Linked DNA regions of Homo sapiens: all the other regions are linked to region 3. Evidence: chromatin loops called from intact Hi-C (ENCODE). Cell type or tissue: heart left ventricle. All regions are shown on one strand. Links, peaks and the distances in the headings refer to the core of each region. The heading gives the core; the rest is flanking DNA. Region 1 overlaps COMMD1 (copper metabolism domain containing 1). Region 2 holds the start of MIR5192 (microRNA 5192). Region 3 overlaps COMMD1 (copper metabolism domain containing 1). Region 4 overlaps COMMD1 (copper metabolism domain containing 1).

Evidence for each region. Peaks named below come from ENCODE experiments on the same cell type or tissue, not always from the same donor. Only the 100,000 strongest peaks of a DNase experiment are listed, where the experiment ranks them.
Region 1: a loop joins it to region 3, with 4 times the contacts of the local background. A loop is called at or near these places in 30 of 110 quality-filtered maps.
Region 2: it touches region 3 in a loop (3-fold over the local background); 46 of 110 quality-filtered maps call a loop at or near these places.
Region 4: it touches region 3 in a loop (3-fold over the local background); 32 of 110 quality-filtered maps call a loop at or near these places.

Annotation. Positions count from the first base shown.
Region 1 is chr2:61,991,542-61,996,541 of GRCh38, forward strand. The region is part of intron 1 of COMMD1 (copper metabolism domain containing 1); the gene reads left to right. Among named protein-coding and RNA genes, the nearest start is that of COMMD1, 88 kb to the left of the region's middle. In heart left ventricle, for the core only: a CTCF peak has its summit at 2,082 (motif pointing right); no DNase peak of the experiment used is centred there; H3K27ac peaks cover 254 bases.
Region 2 is chr2:62,202,048-62,210,679 of GRCh38, forward strand. All of the region lies in intron 1 of B3GNT2 (UDP-GlcNAc:betaGal beta-1,3-N-acetylglucosaminyltransferase 2), which reads left to right. MIR5192 (microRNA 5192) reads left to right here and starts at 3,779; the gene lies at 3,779-3,870. RefSeq lists enhancers at 68-568, 569-1,069. In heart left ventricle, for the core only: no CTCF peak of the experiment used is centred there; a DNase peak (open chromatin) is centred at 4,174; H3K27ac peaks cover 1,914 bases.
Region 3 is chr2:61,914,912-61,919,911 of GRCh38, forward strand. All of the region lies in intron 1 of COMMD1 (copper metabolism domain containing 1), which reads left to right. Among named protein-coding and RNA genes, the nearest start is that of COMMD1, 12 kb to the left of the region's middle. RefSeq lists an enhancer at 2,242-2,742. In heart left ventricle, for the core only: a CTCF peak has its summit at 3,125 (motif pointing right); no DNase peak of the experiment used is centred there; H3K27ac peaks cover 772 bases.
Region 4 is chr2:61,984,902-61,989,901 of GRCh38, forward strand. The region is part of intron 1 of COMMD1 (copper metabolism domain containing 1); the gene reads left to right. Among named protein-coding and RNA genes, the nearest start is that of COMMD1, 82 kb to the left of the region's middle. In heart left ventricle, for the core only: no CTCF peak of the experiment used is centred there; no DNase peak of the experiment used is centred there.

The DNA of each region.
Region 1 (5,000 bases), core at 1-5,000, 77 kb after region 3:
GGGATAGAGATATTAGGGCATTTTTGGAAGAGAAAGGGGCACTTACCTTACTAGGAGAGGAGGAGTATTGGGGAAGCCATACTTGAACTGAGTCTTGAATGGTGAATAGAAATTAATCTGTTGAAGGTGATGATAAGACATTTCAGAACATTTAGAATAGCACGAACAGAGACACATAGAAGAAGCATCATATTGGGATTGCTAGTTGGGGAATTACAAACAGGTTAGTGCTGTTTGAGTGTCAAGTGCGGGAGGCAGGAAGTTGTAAGACACTAAAAGATAAGCAGGGCCTGTTGTGTTGAGTTTGAACTTCATGCTCAGTGATTCTCAAACATATCCAGCCCAGTGTTTCTTTTTTTGTAGTAAATATTTTCTAATGCTCCTTTATGATCCTTAAAAGGAATTCTTATAATTCACATATAATAAAATTAAAACATAATTTCTAATATGATGTCATAAATGTAGTACAAAGGAAAAGTATAAGAAATCTAAACATGATTTGAAATATATATTTTAAAATATAAATGCTTAAGCATTATATCATTAGAACACATAATGAATTAATCAGATGCTTGTACCTATACATGGTATTACTGTGAATGCACAGCAACAAATGCAGGTATATAAAATGTGTTGTATTGGTAGGTAAGATATTTTAAATGGTATTGTCACTGGTAATGAGATTTTTCAAAATACTTAACATCCTATTTGTAAAGTTCTGACCAAGTCAAAGTACAAGTTGTATTAATTGCATTCCTGGAAAACTTGGTGTTTATTAAAACCGTGAAAAAATACTTTTTTATGTAAAACAAAATACTTAATTTTTAGGCTGAAGTAATTATAAACAGGTTTTTCCACACAATGTCAGATGGGACATTGCAAAGTCATGTGAGACACAGGTCTTTTTGTCCTGTGGGATGTTCTTGGTCAGGGGTCTGCAAACATCAGCCCACAGGTGGTCACACTGCCTGTATTTATATAGCCCATGAGCTAAAAATGGTTTTTACATTTTTAAAGAGTTGTACGAAAAAGGGAAGAATATGCAGCAGAGGGTTACAACTTTTACAGAAAACTTGCCAACTCCCGTTTCTTGGGTATTGAAGGATGCCGAACATCCCTAGCTCATGCTCACTTAATGCGAACAGCACTCCCTCCAATCACTGTGAAACCAAATGTAGCCTCCACCATTTCTCAGGTGCCTTTGGGAGGGCAATACTACCTGGTTGAGAACCACTGTTTTGGTTTATCAGTTTTCAAATTTTTATTCCTCTGCGACACATTTAACAGATAGTAATACATGCATAATATAGTTCTATGCAGAGTTCCTGTGTTTTTAATTTTCTTTTTTTCTTCCATTCAAGTAAACAATTAAAATGAGGGAGGTAATTGTTTAATATAAGGATACTTTGAAAACCCTCTGATTTATACTTATAAAAATCTTTACAAACATTAATACTTGTACTACTACTACTGCTAACTATATTATGTACAACTTACCTTATACCTCATAGGAGAGTGCTTCACACCATCCTGCCTGACCACCACTGAAGCAAGTAATAGTCAGCCATGGGATAACTTTAAACAAGCAAGTGCCAGCATCCTATATTTATATTATAGATAGATCACTTTGATAGTGGTATAGAAGATAGACTTGAGGGAGTCCACACTTAGTTTAGGTTCAAGATAGTGAGGGCTTCTACCAGCTAGTAGGGACAGATCAGAGGGGACATATTATTAGAGAATTATTTCAGATGTAACAATCAGTAGAACTTGACAACTGAAAGTTACAGGCATTTGTTTTTCTTTTTCTTTTCGAACTCATTTTACTGCCAGAGGCATTTGTTTTTAACACTTTGTTGCCTGCCAGAATCACTTTGGAAGCTTTTTAACAATACCAGTGCCTAGGCTTTACTCCATAATTCCTGGAAATCAGAATTTCTGGGATAATAGCTGGGCGCTGATATTTTAAAATTGTACTTCAGGATTCTAATGTGCAGCCAGTGTTGAAAACCACTGATTCAAGATGTGGAAGAGAGAGAAGAATAAAGGATGAGTACCAGGCTGTCAGCCTAGGCTGCCAGTAGATGGAAGTAGTGTGCTGTGAACAGTATCTGTTTTATGGTAGCTATTCAAATATTTCTTAAGTGAAAATTGATGACTTTGAACCTAAACCAAAATCAATTTCTCATTTAATTTTTGATTGTTCTAAATTTGGATGAATTGACCCTAGTTCAAGATATTATTGACTGGAACCCAACCAAAATAACTTTTGTCACAGATGAAATTATATCAGAATGGATATCTCTTGATATTATTTGAGAAGAAGAATGATACAAATTACCTGAGTTGTGACATAATATTGTGAAGCAAGGTGTCAGTGGAAATAATTTGACTTAATTATAGTATATTATACAAAATAATTCCTTCCTTCCTTCCTTCCTTCTTTCCTTCTTTCTTTCTTTCTTGGCGGAGTCTCGCTCTGTCACCCAGGCTGAAGTGCAGTGGCGCAATCTTGGCTCACTGCAACCTTCGCCTCCCGGGTTCAAGCGATTCTCCTGCATCGGCCTCTCGAGTAGGTGGGATTACAGGCACCTGCCACCACCCCCGGCTAATTTTTGTATTGTTAGTGGAGATGGGATTTCTCCATGTTGGTCAGTCTGGTCATGAACTCCTGACCTCAGATGACCTGCCCACCTCAGCCTCCCAAAGTGCTGGATTACAGGTGTGAGCCACCACGCCCAGCCTGTATTTGTATTGATTGGCATAGCCAGAGGTTTGGGGTCCTGCTATCTGGTAAATAGGCAGATATTCAGTAAATGTTTATTGAATTGTAATGTGAAATATCTTTAATGTACCAGAAAGTTGTAATATTTACCATATAATTTTTTATATTAATGAAGAAATGAAAGACAGCTTGTTTTTCTTTCAGCTCCAGTCTCACTTGCTCTGCCTGTGTTCTACTTGGTGTTGTTACCTTTACATTCTTCTGTTCCCACTGCCACCACCCTCTTTTAGTCAAGACTCTTGGTTCCAAATGATAGGAATACAGCTTAAATTGAATAGTTGATGGAATTTTGGGTTGTCTGTAGGAAGGATGCTGAGATAGCATTATAGAATTGCAGGAAGGCCTGCAGGAACTAGGGTCTTGGGAACTATAAAACAGGGATATCACCCCATTAAAATCCACTCTCACTTCATTCTATTTTCTTGCAGACATGCTTTTGCCAAAAGGTCCAAGAAAATGCTGTCTGTAACTCCAGCCTCATGTCCTTCTTATACTATGACCCAAAAAGACAAGATCATTTCTCCTGCCCTAAATTGGGACCAGTCAGTGCGCCCAGAGAAAGGAGGATATTGTGATCTGTCTGGTTTGGAGCTTATGCCAGTCCCCATGGCCACTAGCAGATAGGGGCATAGCAAAGAAGAGGCAAGGGGAGGCTTACCCTGGGGACTAAGTTATTAACTGCTGCTGTCCTCTCCTAGGCTCCATTGCCCTAGCCCTCTGAAAATTTTTCACTTCAGTCCAACTACTTACTGTTATCAGATTCAGCTTAAAATTTTTTTTTCATTAAAAACATTTTTAAAAGAGAGACAGGGTTTTGCTGTGTTTTCCAGGCTGGTCATTGTCAACCTCCAGGGCTTGAACAATACTCCTGCCTCAGCCTCTGGAGTAGCTGGGACTGCAGGCGTGTGACACCACACTGGCCAGATTCAGCGTTCTAAACCACACGTTGCATCATGATTTCCCAGTTACCTAGCCTTTAGTGGCCCCTCATTACGTATATATAACAATGTCTAAACTTGATGTACTTTAATCTGGCTCCAGACTGCCTTCTCAATCTTATCTCTCAGTTTTTCTATTCACTGTTAAACTGAGCTAGTTGGCCTTCTAAGTTCTGAGAACACTTACATATTCCTCACTCAGTCATCTAAACTTTAAGTAAAAAATTTGTGGTAATACTCTTCAAATCATTGTTTGATGTCTCAGGATCTCTGAAGGCCAGCAACTGAAGCATTGTAGCTACTCATTAGGGACTGGCATCTCTGTATCATTGTTGACAGAATGTACCAGTTTACATTTTTTTCAGTGGTAGTGATACCGAGTCTACTTCTCTGTGTAGTCACTTGTGACAGCTAATCAGAGGGAAACCTGGCTTAACTGTTGAGGCTTTGGCCCTGCACTTATCTCATGGTGCTTTCAGAAAAATCAGTTGACTGCTTGAAGCTTCAGTTTCCTTTTCTGTAAGTTGAGAGTGAAGAGCACTATAATACTATCATCTACCTCATTGCCTTTGAAAATTGATTATGAGGGTCAAGTGCAGTAATACAGACATACCTCGGAAATACCTTGGGTTTGGTTCCAGGTGGCCACAATAAAGTGAATAATGCAATTAAGCGAGTCACATGAATTTTTTTGTTTCCTAGTGCATTAAAGTTGTGTTTATACTATACCATACCATATCATACTACACTATATTAAGTGTGTAAGAACACTGTGTCTTTAAAAGCAGTATACATACTTTAATTAAGGGATACTTTATTACTATTCAAGAGGCTGAAGTCAGAGGATTACTTGAGCCCAGGAGTTTGAGGCTGCAGTGAGCTATGGTTGTGCTCCTGCACTCCAGCCTGAGTAACAGAGACCCCATCTCCCAAAAAAAACCTAAAAACTTTATTGCTAAAAAATGCTAATGATTACCTGAGCCTTCATCTAGTCATATTCTTTTTGCTGGTGGAGGGTCTTGCCTTGATGTCTTGTTTTTGTTTTCTAAATGTGTGTGTGTGTGTGTGTGTGTGTGTGTGTGTGTGTGTGTGTCAGAAGTGGGATTTGAATTGCCTTGATGTCAGTGGCTGCTTACTGATCAGAGTGGTGATTGCTGAAAGTTGGGGTGGCTGTGGCAATTTCTTAAATAACACAACAATGAGATTGTTGCATCCGTGGACTCTCCCTTTCATGAAAGATTTCTCTGTAGCATGTGATGCTGTTTGATAGCATTTTA
Region 2 (8,632 bases), core at 1,848-6,847, 290 kb after region 3:
GGAATACTTCTCCATTAAGACCTCAAGATGTTTGGTGAAGTGAGCAGTTTGTTCTCCGACCAAACACGCATTGATTGAGCACTTGGTGTGTGCCTAGCACTGTGCTTGGCTGTGCGTGATTGCTGCCTTCAGTGGGCAGTGTGGTGGAGACAGCCAGGAACTGGTAAGATTGCCTTGGTAGAGGTGTAAGCCAATTATGTGTTGGAGGCAGCCAAGAAAGGCTTCTTAAGGAAGTGGCCTTTGGGCTTGGTCTTGAAGGATGTGAATAACATTTCAGAGGCAGAGAAAGGAAGGTAGAAGTGCTCAAGGGATTGTAGGCTGAGAAAACAGGACACAACAGAAAGGCTCATAGAGGTCTTTTGGGGAAACAGCAGGTGATCCATTGGGTTTGGAGTGCATGGTGCTTAGAAAGGTGTAATAGGCCATGATGCAATCTCGGGGATCATGCAGAGATGTGGCAGTTAATAGTTATGGAGGTAGTGAGGAACCAGTGAAAGTTCTTGTGGTCAGGGGAGAGAGAGAGAGGGTGTGGGTGCTGACAAGTTATGGCCAGGCTTGCATTGAGGAAGATGGGCCTGAGCGTGAATGAGGCGAGCCTGACCCCGGGCAGGTCATTGCAGTCCCTGCGTTCTCTGCTTCCCATTTGCCCCCTACCAGTTTCTCTCAGAAAGAAGCTGGAGGGATCCTTTAAAAACTGAAATGACTTGAGGTTACTTTTCTACTCAGAATCCTCCAGTCAGAATCCCTGTCTTCTTCAGAGGAAAGCCAGAGTTCAAATGTCACCTACCAGGACTGGTGATCTGCCCTCCTCCTCCTACCTCCCTTCTCCCCCTCATTTCACTCCAGGCACAAGGCCCCCAGCTTTCCTGCCTCTGGCCTTTGTGGTGACTGCTCCCCCTGCCTGGAACTATCCTCACCTCTTCTCTGAGAGGAGGTTTTCTCTGATCACCCGGCATAAAGCAGCCTTTCCTTATCCCCTGTGCAGTGCTTCATATTTCATCTAAGTGTTTATCAACCTTACAGCAATCAACTCTGACTTGGTTCTTTGCTGCCTGTTTTCAACACTGCTTGGTTTAAGTAGGCGTTTGACATTTGTTGAGTTAGGCCACTTCATTAAAGTTAGTCTTAGTAGAGGGGAAACTGAGGGCTCAAACCAGGGCAGGGATAGTACAAGATTGAAATATGTATGTGTGTTGTTTGGAAGAGGTGGGTGAGAGAAAGACTCCTGGTGGGTGTAAAGGAATTTGGAAACCAACTAAGGGAGGTTAGGAGAAGGGCCATGACACAGGTATATTGGGGCATTTTTTAGCATACGGGATATGGGAGTCTGTAGTGATGTCTAGGGGACAAGAATAGGGGGTAAGGGAAGACCCAGCAATAGACTTGGGCCCAGAACTGTGGAGCAAGTCCATTTTGTGGGATGGGGCCAAGGAGCAAAGGCTGCCAACATGCAAGAGAACCCTGGGGGTTCCTGAGCTTGGGGTGGGGTAGACATGGTGGCCAGCAGTATTGGGTGCCCTAGAAAGTCAGGAGGGTGCAAGGACTGCGAAGATTCTAGAAGGTGAGGGGGATTGGGAGGGTCAAGGCAGGACAAATGGGCATGACAAGGAGCATGTGCCTGGTGCCTTTGGAGAGGGAGAGGCTGAAGATGGGGGAAACAGTGGAGATTGCTATTGGTGCAAGACCCCAGAAGCAGCAAGAGCTGTCACAGGGAGTGGAGATCCTGGGAGTTGGGGGTCAGGGACTGGCTGATGTAGAGAACTTGAAGTAGGTTTTGGTCCCAGAGCTGACATCAAATGTCTTTGTAGCTATGGCAACCCACTTAGCTCCTGTTTCCCACCTCCCTGCAGAATCGCATGAAACCTGCACAGCCAATTTCACATGTTTATTATTGGAATCCATTGAACTCATGAATATGAAAGTGTTAATGCTCTGGGAAGATATTTCTATGGACCATAAACTTGCTGCAGTTTATTTGTGCTTCAGAATTTTTTTTGAGACAGAATTTCCCTCTTGTTGCCCAGGCCGGAGCGCAATGGCATGACCTTGGCTCACTGCAACCTCTTTCTCCTGGGTTCAAGCAATTCTCCTGCCTCAGTCTCCTGAGTAGCTGGGATTACAGGCATGCACCACCATGCCTGGCTAATTTTGTATTTCTAGTAGAGACAGGGTTTCTCCGTGCTGGTCAGGCTGGTCTCGAACTCCCAACCTTAGGTGATCCACCTGCCTTGGCCTCCCAAAGTGCCTGGTAGAAATTTTTCTAATTGTTTATTTTCTTTGAGAAGCACTTAACATCCAACTGGTTCTCCAAAGTACTTCTTTTTTGAGTCTTGATCAGGGAATAACACAATTGTGGTGAGTTTTATGTGCATGTGTGTTTTTAACCCTCCAGGTCTGGCTCTAGATTGTTCACTGGGAAGCCGAATGATATTTTCAGATTCAAATATATTTGTCTAATAATGAAAGGGTCGAAGTGTTACAAATGCTATCCTTTCTAAATAGTCAACATTTGGAACTAGTGAGATATATTTTTACCTTTATTATTTTATGGTTGTCTTTGAAGCTTGTTTATAAGGAACTTTTATGTAACTTTATTCTTGAGATGCAGCCATTATATTTTTGTTCTTTTCCTTTACCACATAAGGAATTATTTCCTTCAAATGAACTTAAAATATCTCTCATGAATACTCCTATTTTTAACTGAATGTTTCTCTTTTTTAAAAAACTTTTATTCTTCAAAGTTCTGATGGATCGTCTTTTTTTAACTCTTTATAATGGAAATTTTCAAACAAGTGCAGATACAGAGAATGGTATCATGAAGCTTCAGGTAGCCACCAGCGGCTTCAGGGTGATGATTCTTTATTTTCATCTCTACCCCACTCACGACTAGGGGCCCATGGGCACCATCTAGAGAGGGAGAGAGAAGAAGGTCACAATGGACCACAGAGTGGGCAGCCATCAATTTAGAGATAGCGGAGGCTGGGGGAGAAGATTGGACGCCCCCAGGGAGAGTGACAGGCAGACCGGCGAGATTGGAAGCCCGTGGCACTGGGATTGCTGTGGTCCCTCGTCCCTCCACATATGTGATCACCTATGGTATATGAAGGGAACGTGCAGAGACTCGTTTAAAACTGAGGTGACTCAAATTGCTTGGTAAAAGAGGCCCAGTTTTTAAGCAGTTCAATAGTGCCCACATATTGAGCAAACATGTTCTCTTTTTACTGTGGCGACAAAAACTTTTCTTGGCGGGTGGCCGGAGAAAGCTATGTTACTATTGCACTTCTTTAAATACGGAAGCAAGTCTTGGTCGAAGGCCTGAATGATGCCTCCCCTTTTATAGAACATTTGGATAAAAGGCCAAAGTGTTACTTTTTTTTGAGGATACGTATTTTAAAATGTATATGGTTTATTTTGATACTTAAAAAGCAACAACTTGAAAACAACAGTCCTGAAACACTTGTCAGTAAGGTGTTAGGATTTAACCAGCCTTTGAGAAAGGGAGAAGAGGCGGGACAGGAATCCGAGATGGAGCAGGGAGCTGGTTTGCTTCTTTGCCGCCTTGCTCTGAAGTTGCCACCCAGGGTCACACATCACTAGAAGTGTTTTCCTCTGGGAGGAGGATGATGTCTGACTGTGGAGAAGAGGCAGCATCCCAGAGGGAGCCCAATTTAACTGGATGCTCAGTGTGAGAGGAGGAGCGCTGGCATTTAGTGGCTGTGTGCCGTGGGCGGGGCCTGCCAGCCCTTGGCTGTCATTTGCCACCTGAGGGACAGGCTGCTTAGTTCCAGCCTCCTGGCTCACCTGGAACCATTTCTCCTGGGAAGCATGGTAGCCAGGAGAGTGGATTCCAGGTGGTGAGGGCTTGGTACTCCTTTTGGGGGATCCTGAGTGCCAGGAGAAGAGGATGAAATCGATGGACTGGGGGAATCAAGGCTGTCCTCATGGAAGAGGAGACAGGATTTGAACCTGGGCCTTCAAGGATGGGGGTAAGGATGGAGAGAAGCAAGATAAGGGATGTTTTAAGCCAGGAGAAACCAGGCTGAGAAGAGGTATGGGTGGGGAGGATAGTAGTTGTTGTTAAGGGGTGCTGGTGTCTAGAGGCCTCCGGGATGGGGTTTTAGGGGTGGCCTGCCTGGATCAAGGATCAGCTTGGACGTGCTCAGCGAGGATGGGGATGCCCATTTCCCTCCATGCAGCTCTGGGCTGGGGGCGGCCCATCTGGGTTCTCAGTTCCTGCCCTCTCCCTCTACTTTTTCTGGGAACATCAGACAACTTTCTGATCCTGTGAACCAGTTTACTTCTCTGTGAAATGAAGACACCTCAGTCACCACTTGACTGTGTATCCAATTGCGCCCATGGCATATGGACAAGCCCTCACTCAGCTAATGGGTGGGCACTAGGTGTGCAGTGGTTAATTTGTTTTATTATAAGGAGTGTCCTTGATACCTTTATCTCATTTCTCTATTTTTTTTCCCTTCCCCAAAGTGTTAGACCATGCACTTTAATCCAACATTATTTTTATATGTTTTTTATTCTTGTAGAGACAGGATCTCTCTCTGTTGCCCAGGCTGGCCTCGAGTGATCCTCTCACTTCCACCTCCCAAAGCACTGGGATTACAGGTGTAAGCCACTGTGCCTGGCCTAGTACAACATTATTTAAAAATCTCTACACATGTCTACTCTGCAGAACTTTCTGCACTCTTTGTGCCTGCTTTTGGAAGAGCGAGTCAGGCAGTTCTCTCCAAGCTGCTACCCTACAAGACTCCAAATGGATAAGCCAAGGAGTCCTGCAGTCTGAGGTTGTAGTACCTCACTTTCTGGTGTCCCCTTCGCTGTAACCAAGAGCATATTCTCTTTTAAGAAAATGTGTCACTGGAAACCTTCATCCTAACTACCAAGAAATTGAGACTTCCCAAAGCAATTTATTAAATTACTTAAAATACAATGTCATTTGTATAATTGTGAACACTTATTGAAGTTACAGAAGGTTATTTTTAATATGCTATATGTAATCTCAAGTTGCAGCATGTTCAATGCTTTTTTGATTTTGAGGTTACATTTTTATTTTGGAAGGAAGACAAATGTAAACGTTTATCTTGCAGGGAAATGTTGGGGATGCTCTCAAACTCTACAGTTTTGTTTTTTTTTTTAAGACAGGGTCTCACTCTGTCGCTCAGGTTGGAGTGCCGTGGCACGATCTGGGTACACCGCAACCTCTGCTTCCTGGGTTCAAGCGATTCTTCTGTCTCAGCCTCACGAGTAGTTGGGACAACACACATGCTACAGGCCACCATGCCCAGCTAATTTTTGTATTTTTTGCAGAGACGGGGTTTCATCATTTGGTTAGACTTACGGTTCTTGAGGGACAAGAATTGCCAAGTATAATTTAATAGAATTGGAAAGGCAGTGGTTGTTTTGAAAGAGTTTGTCTGTAGAGTACCTGATGGAAGTGAGGTACATCCGTGGTCCCCAGCCTTTTTAGCACTGGGGACTGGTTTTGTGAAAGACAGTTTTCCACGGACTCCAGGGTGGGAGGATATGCGAGATGGTTTCGGGATGAAACTGTCTCACCCTAGATCATCAGGCGTCAGATTCTCGTAAGGAGCATGCAACCTAGATCCTTGCATGCGCAGTTCACAAAGGGTTCGCCCTCCTGTGAGAATCTAATGTCAAGCTGATCTGACAGGAGGCAGAGCTCAGGCAGTAATGCTTGCAGGCCTGCCCACCACTGCTCACCACCAGCTGTGTGGCCCCGTTCCTAACAGACCATGGACCGCTAGGGGTCCATGGCCTGGGGTTTGGGGACCCCTGCCATAGATTATTCTTGCCTGGGAAAATAATGGATTGAATTTGATTGCCTGAGTGCTTAATATTAAAGTGCTTGTTTTAAAATTTGAAATTTCTGCTTCTCTGTGTGTGGCCAGTTATCACACCAGTGGAACTAAGTGGTGGGGAATGGTGTACTTTTGAAAGTCGATCTTATGAGTTTGAGAGGGGTCATCTTTAAATTTTGTAAATTGGTCATTAGTTGAATTCTTGTACATTTTACTATGTAAAATGACAGTAATCACTTTTTCGTACCTATGTGAAAATAGTCTCCTTGTTTGTATGTGTCTGTAGACATGAGGAGCCCACATAACAGACAACAGATTCCTCCTTCCTTCCCCCCTTCCTTTCCCCCTTCCTTCCCCCCCAATCTCTACACCAAGACTGCCAAGACTGGGCTGATGGCCTACTTATTTCCAGAAGCACTTGTACAAGGTCACTTGGATAACAGTTTATATAATGGGATTCTGTTTCTAGTCCAGTAAATGTAATTTATGCTTGTGCGTTTCTATTAATTTTTAATTGCCTTCTTTCTCACCTCCCCCATCCCTGAGGCCTGTGTTTGTTTATAGATTTATTTAATTGTATTTGTTTCCTGAGTCATGTTTTTAGGTGATGTACTGCCTTGAGATGACACCACGTAATTGTGTCTTGAGGAGTGAGGCCTAGAGGGGAAAGCTCGGGAATTGGTAGATGCTTAGGATACTTATGGAGAAGAGGGCCAGGACTGGCACAGAGCCAGGGACCAGAGGGAGGGATGCTGGGGAGGGGGGTGTGTGTGAAATTATCCAAGAATGGTTTGCTAGAACAGTGTTTAAAATGTTTGATCAAAATGGTCAAAGAATACAAAATGTCCTTAGATTAGGTCCTGGTTCCTTTACTGTCCCTCCCCTTCTTGTTCTCATATTGATTGTGTGTTGAGTGGTAGGCACTAGAGATGCAGAAGTGAATATGGCCCATTCTGCCCAGGAGTCCTTGGTGTGTCAGACCTGTTATCACACCGTGTGCTAAGTCAGATAAATGTGGGTGAGGTGGTGGTAACAGCAAGGGGGAAGAAATACAAGCAGCCCAACCTGGGTGGGGGCAGTGGGGTGGGAGGAAGAGGTGACACATTGGCGCTTTTTTGGTTGTTGTTGTTGCAGTCTCACTCTTGCCCAGGCTGGGTCGGAGTGCAGTGGTACATTTCAGCTCACTGCAGCCTCTGCCTCCCGGGTTCAAGCGCCTCAGCCTTCCTAGTAGCTGGGATTACAGACATGAGCCACCATACCCGGCTAATTTCGGGCCATTGGCTCTTCTGTTTTTATGTTGATAGCCCAGAATGGAAGCTATAGACTGTGAGAAAAAGACTTTGTTACTAATGATAATTTTGACTACTGGACTGGACTCCCCAGTCCCCTGGGACACGTGGTAGTAATCCTGGTTCTCTTCCCCAGGGCAGCCTTGGGCAAGGCTCTGTCTCCCTGTGCCTTGGTCTCCTCTGCTGTAAAAGAGATATTAGAGTGGATGGTCTGTAAGGCCCTGGGAAAGAAATTCTTGGAGCTTCTTTCTGGTAATGAAATTGGGTCACAATCTATGTATGAATTCATGTGCATGTTGTTGAAAAACAAGTAAAAGAATGAGGTAAGCCAGGCGTGGTGGCACACTTGTAGTCCCAGCTACAAGCTGGTGGCTGAGGTGAGAGGATCACTTGAGCCCAGGAATTCAAGACCAGATGGGGCAACACAGAACACAGGCCAGACCCTTTACCCGCCCCCACGCCGTCACCCCCCACACACACCAAGAGTGAGATGGTACAGTTGGTGGGTAACGCTGGTTCTTTGATCCCTTTCCTTCACAGGAGAGCTGGGGTCTGGACCAGCCCTGTGCCACTGTCCCAACCCTGTGGCAGGTTGTAAAGTTGTGCTGATCTCCCTTCACTGCAGGCTGTGATGTTGGAGGGAAGGAAAAGCAGATTTTCTCCACCTGTAGCCAGCTCTGACAGGTGTTTAAGACGAGGCTAGTTTAAGCCCCAGCAGTCTCTCATCCTTTCGTATGAATAATCAAAACTGAGTCATCACAAAACATATCTGCAGGGGATTCTGCCTATGGTGCGGAAGTGTTACCAGACCAGGACCCCTGGATACGTTAAACCATTGGGTGATTCCCGACTGGCCATTTTGTTGTCTACATTATTACTTTCTCATATCAATTTGGAAAGAAAAAAAAATTCGATTCCCCCTGCCTTTCCTTGGAATGGTTTACATCTTCCTGGATGGGTATCCACAAATGCAATAATTTTGGTACCTTAATTTTTTAGAACTACAACTTTATTTGGGGATTCTCAATCCTCCTCGAGCAACGGTATTGTGTGGTAGAAAGTATAAGAGCTTAGACCCAAGGTTGGGACCAGAGTCCAAACACTGACTCCACTGGGATTAGCTCTGTGACCTCAAACTAATTGCCTCACATTTTTTAGTTTGTTGTGGAGATTAAATGAGATGAGAACATCCCAACATTAAAAATGGGCAAAGGGCATGGGGGAGTAGGAAGACCAGGAAGGAAGCATATGAAAAGATGGCATCAATTAAAACAGGGAGATGTTCTTTTTTGGTAAAGATTAAAAAGGAGGACAGTGGCCGGGTGCGGTGGCTCAGACCTGTAATCCCAGCACTTTGGGAGGCTGAAGTGGGCAGATCACTTGAGGTCAGGAGTTCGAGACCATCCTGGCTAATATAGCGAAACCCCATCTCTACTAAATAATACAAAAATTAGCTGGGTGTGGTGGTGGGCGCCTACAGTCCCAGCTACTTGGGAGGCAGAGGTAGGA
Region 3 (5,000 bases), core at 1-5,000:
ATTCCTGGCCTCAAGTGATCCACCCACCTGGGCCTCATGTTTGGGATTACAGGCATGAGCCACTGTACCTGGCCAAATTCCTTTCTTTTCTTTCCTTTTTTTTTTTTTTTGAGATGGACTTTTGCTCTTGTTGCCTATGCTGGAGTGCAATGGCATGATCTCGGCTCACTGCAACCTCTGCCCCACCAGGTTCAAGCAATTCTCTTACTTCATCCACCCAAGTAGCTGGGATTACAGGTGTGCACCACCATGTCTGGCTAATTTTTGTATTTTTAGTAGAGATGGGGTTTCGTCATGTTGGTCAGGTTGGTCTCCAACTCCTGAGCTCAAGTGAACCGCCTGCCTTGGCCCCACTAAGTGCTAGGATTACATGCGTGAGCCACTGCACCCAGCCCGGATTATTTTATCTCTTTTTTTCTATTCTCTTTCTTGCACTCTGATTTTTCAAATGTTAGACCTCCTAGACTGATTATTCTAATTTTCTCTTATTTTCTACCCCATTTTTCATGTGTTTTTTTCCCACTTTTTGATTGACTTCCTTAACTTTATCTTCTAGCCTTCAAACACATTTAAAAATTGATTAAAAATTTCTTAAGAGACATAGTCTCACTCTGTCACCCAGGCTGGAGTGCAGTGGCATGATCATGTCTCACTTGCAGCCTTGACCTCTTGGGCTCCAATGATCCTCCCACCTCAGCCTTTTGAGTAGCTGAAACTGTAAATGCTCACCACCATGCCTGCCTAATTTTTTTATTTTTATCTTTTTTTAGAGACAGAATCTCCCCATATCGTCCAGGGTGGTCTCAAATTCCTGGGCTTAAGCAACCCTCTCTCTTTAGCCTCCCAATTGCTGGGATTACAGGTATGAGCCACCACGCTTGGCCTTTTATAGCCTTTATTTAACTTATTTATTTTATTTAGTTTTTTTGATTATTAAAAATAAAATAGAGATGGGGTCTTATGTTGTCCAGGCTGGTTTTCAACTCCTGGGCTCAAGTGATCCTCCTGCCTCAGCCTCCTAAAGTGCTGGGATTACAGGCATGAGCCACTGCGCCCAGCCTATTTATTTATTTATTTGAGACAAGGTCTCACTATGTTGCCCAGGCTGGAGTGCAGTGGTGTGCACATGGTTTACTGCAGTCTTGACCTGTCGGGCTCAAGTGATTCTCCCACCTGAACCTCGATCTACAGGTGTGTGGCACCACTCCTGGCTAAATTTTTTGTATTTCTTTGTAGAGATGGGTTTCACCATGTTGCCCAGGCCGGTCTCAAACTCCTGGACTCAAGTGATCTTCCTGCCTTGGCATCCCAAAGTGCTGGGATTACAAGCCTGAACCACCACACCTGGTCTCTTCTGGCCTTTTAATTGAATTTTTCATTTAATCATGTTTTAAATTTCCAAGAGTTATCTTCTCTTAAGAACAATATACTACTATGTTTAGCCAACAGCCTTTTCTTTCTTTCAGACACAAGGTGGAGTATACTGTACATAACTTTCTGCATTTTGCTTTTTAAATTTTATTTATTAAAGATGAGGTCAAGCTCTGTTGACCAGGCTGGAGTGCAATGGCGTGATCATAGCTCACTGCAGCCTTGACTTCTGGGGCTCAAGCGATCTTCCTACTTCAGCCCCCTGAGTGGCTGGGACTACAGGTGTGTGCCAACATGCCCGGCTAATTTAAAAAAAAAATTTTTTTTAGCGACAGGGTCTCCCTATGTTGTCCAGGCTGGTTTTGAACTCCTGGGCTCAAGTGATCTATCCACCTCGGCCTCCCAAAGTGCTGGGATTACAGGCATAAGCCACCATGTCTGACCTGTATTTAGCTTTTTAAAAATTTAATCGTCTCAACTGTGATTTTAAAATGCAGTATTTGGAATGTAGTATTAGGAATTTAGTCCATTTGTACCCAGCACTCGAAGTTCTTTTTAGAGGATTTTGACAAACATTTTATTGCTAAGACATTTTGGGGTATGATGTAAATTGTGAAGAAGTTAAATGCCTTCATTTAACCTCTTTATATTTTAAATATTCCAGTAGTTTGGTGTTTTGCATATTGTAGTATTATTTTAAAAGCATAATTTGATCCTGCTTGCTAAATACCTGGGAAATTTTTATGGAAAGCAATTGCAGTAAAAACAGAAGCTTAGAAGTGCATTTGGGGCCGGACACAAAGGCTCATGCCTGTAATCCCAGCACTTTTGGAGGCCGAGGTGGGTGGATCACTTGAGGTCAGGAGTTTGAGACCAGCCTGGCCAACATGATGAAACCCCGTCTCTGCTAAGACTACAAAAAAAATTAGCCGGGTATGGTAGCGTGCACCTGTAATCCCAGTTACTGGGGAGGCTGAGGCAGGAGAATCGCTTGAACCCGGGAGGCGGAGGTTGCAGTGAGCCGAGATTGTGCCACTGTACTCCAGCCTGGGAGACAGAGCCAGACTCCAGTTTAAAAAAAAAAAAAAAGTGCATTTGGTATCAAGTTTACAAAATGGCTGAAGTTTACTATGCGTTAGTGATGAGTTTTTTAAAATCAAAGAATGGCATTATTAATGAATGGTATTAATATTATCATGTATTACCTTTTTGATATTTTAGAGTGAATTTAAGAAGAAACTTCGCTCATACTTTTTTTTTTTTGAGACGGAGTCTCGCTGTGTCTCCCAGGTTGGACTGCAGTGCCGTGATCTCGGCTCACTGCAAGCTCTGCCTCCCTGGTTCACGCTATTCTTCCGCCTCAGCCTCCGGAGTAGCTGGGACTACAGGCTCCCACCATCACGCCCGGCTAATTTTGTTTTTGCATTTTTAGTAGAGACGGGGTTTCACCGTGTTAGCCAGGATGGTCTTGATTTCCACTCCTCGTGATCCGCCCGCCTTGGCTTCCCAAAGTGCTGGGATTACAGGCGTGAGCCACTGCGCCCGGCCTCGCTTACACATTTTGGATAACATATGTTAATAAGAAGTTAACTTGAGTATAAAATAATGGATGTAGAATATATAGTCTTAAAGTGTTTATATTAGGAAACAGAAGAGACTGGTAACTTTTGACTTCTTAGGTCATACTTTTAGGTTTCATTTGTATTCTGTCTACATCCTTAACTATAAGCAGTAATTCTGTTTTTCTACTGTAGGTGGCAGTGGAATATTGGCTTGCCAATGCACTGATAAAGTATGCTAGAAGCAACATCATGTTGAAATGTTCTTTCTCTGGAATGTTTCTAGTTCAGAAAATGCTCAAAAGTTGGCTACTCAACAATAAAAATTTATTATCCAAAAAGATGTCTAAATATTTGACTTGATATTTTTAATTTAGAAATACCATTTTCTGGAAAATTTAAAGTTCTATAAATATATTCCTTTTAGTTCTCTAGTTTTTAAGCGACTAAGTTTTGCTAATTTCACTGAACATTTTTGAGACTTTAGATGGTAATACATGAGACATATTATTCATTCTCTGAAGAATAGACAAATGACTGATGTTACTTTTTTATAACACTGGACGTCATATGATAAAGCAGCAATTGCAGATTACCCACCTGGGATTTGTAGAGTATTTTAATAGACTCAGGTGACCTGTAATGAGGCCAAATGTCCTGTAAATCTTTTTTCTTAGTTTAGGGCAAAACCCATTCAATTAATCTATTTTTGGTTTTCCTTTTCTCAAAGCAGCTATTCTGGGCCTGGAAACTTGACTTGGGTTAAAGGAGTGGCTGGGTAAGGAGATTTTAAAGGAAATGTTTATCTTTGATTTACCTATTAAATACATACTAAACCCCTAATATGCTGAACCTTGCTCTATACACAAGGTAAATGTCACTGTCCCTATCTTATATATGATAAATGCCATGAGAAAGGTATAAATGATGCAGTCTGGTGGAGTGGATCCTTAAACTGCAGAAATATGAAAAAAAATCATGATTTTTTTGTCTTAATAAAACACCCACATTTTTAGCTCTATCTTAATGTAGAATGCAGTTTTTATAAATTTGGACTTCTGTTATGTGGTTCATCTTTGACAAAAATTTATGTTTCAAGTAAATGTTTAAAACAATAATTTTAGAAATTTGGAGATGGTTTCTGTTACCTGTGCTTTATTTGTAAGATTAACTTTTTTTTTTCTTTTGAGATGGAGTTTTGCTCTTGTTGCCCAGGCTGGAGTGCAATGGTGTGATCTCGGCTCACCGAAGACTCTGCCTCTCAGGTTTAAGCGATTCTCCTGCCTCAGCCTCCCGTGTAGCTGGGATTACAGGCATGCGCCACCATGCCCAGCTAATTTTGGATTTTTAGTAGAGACAGGGTTTCTCCATGTTGCTTCAGGCTGGTCTCGAACTCCCAAGCTCAGGTGATGTGCCCGCCTCGGCCTCCCAAAGTGCTGGGATTACAGGCGGGAGCCACCGTGCCTGGGCTCGGCCTCTTTTTTTTGTTTTTGAGGCAGCGTCTTGTTCAGTCTCCCAGACTGGAGTGCAGTGGTGCCATCGCAGCTCACTGCAGCCTCTGCCGCCCGGGCTCAAGCGATCCTCCCACCTCAGCCTCTCAAGTAGCTGAGACTACAGGCATGCACTACTACACCTAACTAATTTTTGTATTTTTTTTTTTTGTAGAGACAGGGTTTTGCCATGTCGATCAGGCTTCATCGCGTTTTTTTTTTTTTTTCATTGAGTAGAGAACCAGTTTTTATCTATTCACAGACAGGTTGATTTGACAAGTTTTATATAGTTTAATTTGGCTCAGCTTTGTCTTTACAAATAGATTGTGAGGTAGGAACTGGTGCCCTGAGTTTTGCTTCTTTTAAATGCCTTTATAACAGAGAATTGTTTTGCTTTAAAGCTGCATAGCACATAACTAAATAAATTTGAATATTTTCCTCCCTAAGTTGTATACCTCTACTATTGTCTCGTCTTTTACAGCTTCTCCAATAGTTCTTTAAAGGTCTAGTACAGACTGGGTGCAATGACGCATGCCTATAATCCCAGCACTTTGGGAGGCTGAGGTGGGAGGATTGCTTG
Region 4 (5,000 bases), core at 1-5,000, 70 kb after region 3:
ACTTTTTTTTTTGGTCTCTTTTGTAGTTTTTATCTTGAAATCCATTTTATCTGATATAAGTATAGCTACTCCTGCTCCTTTTGGTTTCTATTTGCCTGGAATATCTTTTCCTATTCCTTTATTTTTAGTCTATGTGTGTCTTTTTTTTTTTTTTTTTAATTTTTTTTGAGACGGAGTCTCGCTCTGTCGCCCAGGCTGGAGTGCGGTGGCACGATCTCGGCTCACTGCAAGCTCCGCCTCCCAGGTTAATGCCATTCTCCTGCCTCAGCCTCCCGAGTAGCTGGGACTACAGGCGCCCACCACCACGCCTGGCTAATTTTTTGTATTTTTAGTAGAGACGGGGTTTCACCGTGTTAGCCAGGATGGTCTCGATCTCCTGACCTGGTGATCCGCCCGCCTTGGCCTCCCAAAGTGCTGGGATTACAGGCATGAGCCACCGCACCCGGCCCTATGTGTGTCTTTATAGGTGAAGTGTGTTTCTTTTAGGCTACAGATCATTGGATCTTGTTTTTTTATCCATTCAGCCACTCTGTGTCTTTTGATTGGAGAGTTTGGTTCATTTACATTCAATGTTATTATTGATAAGTAAGGACTTACTCCTGCCACTTTGTTATTTGTTTTCTGGTTGTTTTGTGGTCTTCTCTCCCTTCTTTTCTTCCTCCTTGTCTTCTTTTTAGTGCATGTGATTTTATTTGGTGGTATGTTTTAATATCTTTTTATTTTTTCTGTATCCTTTATATCACAGTTTTTAGATTTGAGGTTACCATGAGCTTGCAAATAATATATCCCATTATTTTAAACTGATGACAACTTAACATTGGTAGCATACATAAACAAACAAGCAAAAAGAAAACTAGTAAAAACTCTAACTTTGTCTCCCTGCTTTTTAACTGTTTTTTGTTTCTATTTTATATTTTATTGTACTATGTCTTGAAATGTCATTGTAGTTATTGTTTTTGATCAGTTCATCTTTTAGTCTTTCTACTCACAATATGAGTAGTTCACACACCCCAATACAGTATTAGAATATTCTGTGTTTTTTCATATATCTACTATTACCAGTGAATTTTTTACCTTCAGATGATTTCTTATTGCTCATTAACATCCTTTCCTCTCAGACTGAAGAATTCCCTTTAGCATTTCTTGTAGGACAGGTCTGGTGTTGATGAAATCCCACAGCTTTTGATTGGGAAAATCTATTTCCTCTTCATGTTTGATGGATATTTTCTCCAGATTACTATTCTGGTATAAAGTTTTTTTTTTTTTCCTTCAGCACTTTAAATATGTCATGCCAATCTCACCTGGCATGAGATTATAAGGGTTCCACTGAAAAGCCTGCTGCCAGATGAATTGGAGCTCCATTGCATGTTATTTGTTTCTTTTCTCTTGCTACTTTTAGGATCCTTTCTTTATTCTTGACTTTCAGGAGTGTAATTATTAAATGCCTTGAGACAGTCTTCTTTGCATTAAATCTGTTTGATGTTCTGTAACCTTCTTGTTCTTGAATAATGATGTCTTTCTCTAGGTTGGGGATGTTCTGTGCTGTTATCCCTTTGAATAAACTTTCTACACCTGTGTCTCTGTTTACCTTATCTTTAAGGCCAATAACTCTTAGAGAAGCCCTTTTGAGGCTGTTTTCTAAATAATCTCGTAGGCATCATTCTTTTTTTTTTTTTTTTTTTTTGGAGTCAGAGTCTTGCTCTGCTGCCCAGGCTGGAGTGCAGTGGCATGATCTCAGCTTGCTGCAACCTCTGCCTCCTGGGTTCAAGGAATTCTCATGCTTCAGCCTCCCAAATAGCTGGGACTGCAGGCAAGCGCCACCATGCCTGGCTAATTTTTGTATTTTTATTAGAGACCAGGTTTTGCCATGTTGCCCAGGCTGGTCTTGAACTCCAGAGCTCAGGCAATCTGCCTGCCTTGGCCTCCCAAAGTGCTAGGATTACAGGTATGAGCCCCTGTGCCCAGCCTCTTTTTCTTTTTTGTTTCCTTTGACTGTGTGTTTTCAAATAGCCTGTCTTCAAGCTCACTAATTCTTTCTTTTGCTTGATCAAGTCTGCTTTTAAGATACTCTGATCCATTCTTCATTATGTCAATTGCATTTTTCAGCTCCAGAATTTCCTTTTGCTTCTTCTTAATTATTTCCATTTTGTTGTTAAATTCATCTGAAAGATTCTGAATTCCTTCTCTATGTTCTCTTGAATTTCTTCAAGTTTTCCCAAAACAGCTATTTTGAATTTTCTGTCTGAAGGATCACATATCTCTGCCTTTCTTTGATTGTTCCCCGGAGCTTTATTTAGTTCATTTTGGGAGCTCACGTTTTCCTGGATGGTCTCGATGCTTGTGGATTCTCGTTAGTGTCTAGGCATTAAAGAATTAGATGCTTATTATAGTCTTCACCATCTAGTACATCTTGTTTTTACTCATCCTCTTTGGGAAGGCTTTCCAGGTATTTGAAAGGATGGGGGTGTTGTGATCTAAGTTGTATCTGCATTAAAGGGCACCCCAAGTCCAACATCATTGAAGTTCTTGCAGACTTGTAGAGGTACCACCTTGGTGGTCTTGGATAAGATCTGGAAGAATTCTTTCTATTGCCAGGCAGAGACTCTTGTTCTCTTCCCTTTTTCCCAAATAAACAGAGTCACTTTCTCTGTGCTGGACTACCTGGAGCTGAGGGACGGGTGACACAAGGACCCCTGTGGCCACTACCACTGGCACTGTGCTGGATCAGACCTGAAGTCAGCATGGTACTGGGTCTTGCCCAAGGCCCACTGTAACCACTACCTGGCTACCGCTCAAGGCCTAGGACTCTACAATCAGCAGATGGTGAAGCCAGTCAGGCTTGTGACCTTCCATTCAGGGGATTGAGTTCTCCTGAGCCCTAGTAGTTTTAGAGATGCTGTCTGGGAGCCAGGGCCTGGTTTGTAAACCTTAGGAATCTACCTGGTCCTCTGTTCTGCTGTAGCTAAGCTGGCACCGAAACCACAAGACAAAGTCTTTCCCACTCTTTCCTCCCCTTCTCCCAGGCAGGAGAGCCTCTGCCTGTATCTGCCACCATCAAAGGCCCATAGGAAGTATTGCCAATGTTCACTTAAGTCCTAAGGGCTTTTCAGTCAGCTTGTGGTGAATGCTTCCAAATCTGCAACTCACCCTTCCTGGCATTGGGCTCCTTTCTGGGCCAGGATAGGTCCAAAAATGTCATCTAAGAGCCAAGGCCTGAAATTGAGGCTCCAGAGTCTGTTTGGTGCTCTTCCCCACTGTGGTAGAGCTGGTACCTAAGCTGGAAGATAAAGTCCCCTTTATTTTTCCTTCTACTTTTTTCAAGCAGGAGTCTCTCCCCATAACCACATAGGTAGGAATGTGGTAGGTCACACCTGAAGCCAGCATGTTTCATAGTCTCACTCAAGGCCCACAGCATGTTCTACCTGGTTACCACTGCTGATTATTCAGGGCTGAAAGGCCCTTTAGTCAGGAGGTGATGAATCCCGCCAGCAGTGGATCCTTCCCTTCATAGCAACTGGTTCCCATCTGGCCCAGGGTTTGTCTAGAAATGTTGTCCAGGAGCTAGGGCCTGGAATGGGGGCCTCATGACTCTCCTTGGTGCACTGTCTTACTTTGGCTGAGCTGGTGTCCAAGTTGCATAACAAAGTCTTCTCTACTGTTTTCTCTCCTCTCAAGTTGAAGGAAGGAGTCTCTTTTGGAGCTGTGAGCTGTGCTGCCTGGGGTTGGTGGAGGGGTGATGCAGGCACTCCCTTAGCTACCCCAGCTGGTGACTCACTATGTCATGTGTCCCCTGAGTCCGCTGGCTCTGATCCTAGCACAGCTTTTAGACTTTCCTGTAAGTTTCAGTCCTTGTGGCCTAGAGTGCCTTTTGTTTATTGAGGACCCCACAGCTCTTTAGCTTTCTGTGGTGAGGCTTGCCGAACTCAAGTTCTGGCTTCTGAGATGAGCAATCCCACTTTGGCTAGAGCTGATCTAAATGTTCCCTCTGTGGACATTGGCTGAGTTCTGCCTGGTGTTGGCAGCACCAAGTTCCAATGTAAAGTCCCACAATTGCTGCACTCTCCCTCTCCCAAACACACAGATTCTCTCTACTTGGCTGCTGCTAGCGGATGGGGGAAGGGTGGTGTCGGAAATTAAAGGGCCTTTCCTACCCACTTCAGTTTGTTTTTCTGCAGTATGAAGTTAAAACCAGGTATTGTGATCACTCACCTGATTTTTGGTTCTTGTGAAAGTGCTTTTTTATGTAGGTGTCATATTTGGTGTTCTGACAGGGAGGAAGATTGGTAGAGGCTTCTGTTTGGCCATCTTGCTCTGCCTCCCAGGGCCTAGATGGTAATTTGTTAAACAATGGATGAACCAAAATTGGCACATGATTACTATCCAAAGTCTGTAATTTATCTTAGGGTTCACGCTTGATATTGTAACTTCTATGGGTTTTGACGTGTATAATGACATGCATCTGGCATATAGTATCATGCAGATTGGTTTCAATGTCCAAAAATCTCTGGGATCCACCTATTAATCCCTCCATTCCCTCGCCCCCAAACCCTGGCAAATATTGATTTTTTTTTTTTTTTTTGAGACAGAGTTTCACTCGGTCGCCCAGGCTGGAGTGCAGTTGCACAATCTGGGCTCACTGCAACCTCCACCTCCTGGGTTCAAGCAATTCTGCCTCAGCCTCCCAAGTAGCTGGGATTACAGGCATGTGCCACCATGCCTGGCTAATTTTTTGTGTGTTTTTTTAATAGAGTTGGGTTTCACCATGTTGGCCAGCAGGTCTCGAAACTCCCAACCTCAAGTGATCCGCCCACGTCGGCCTCCCAAAGTGCTGGGATTACAGGAGTGAGCCACCACACCCAGGCAACTATTGATCTTTTCACTGTATTCCATAGTTTTGCTTTCCCTTCAACATGTGTTTGTAGAGCGCCTACTGTGTTCCAGTTTTGCAGACCTTGGGGATTAAATATTAAGTAAGAAGCAGTGGCCTTTGGAGCAAGATA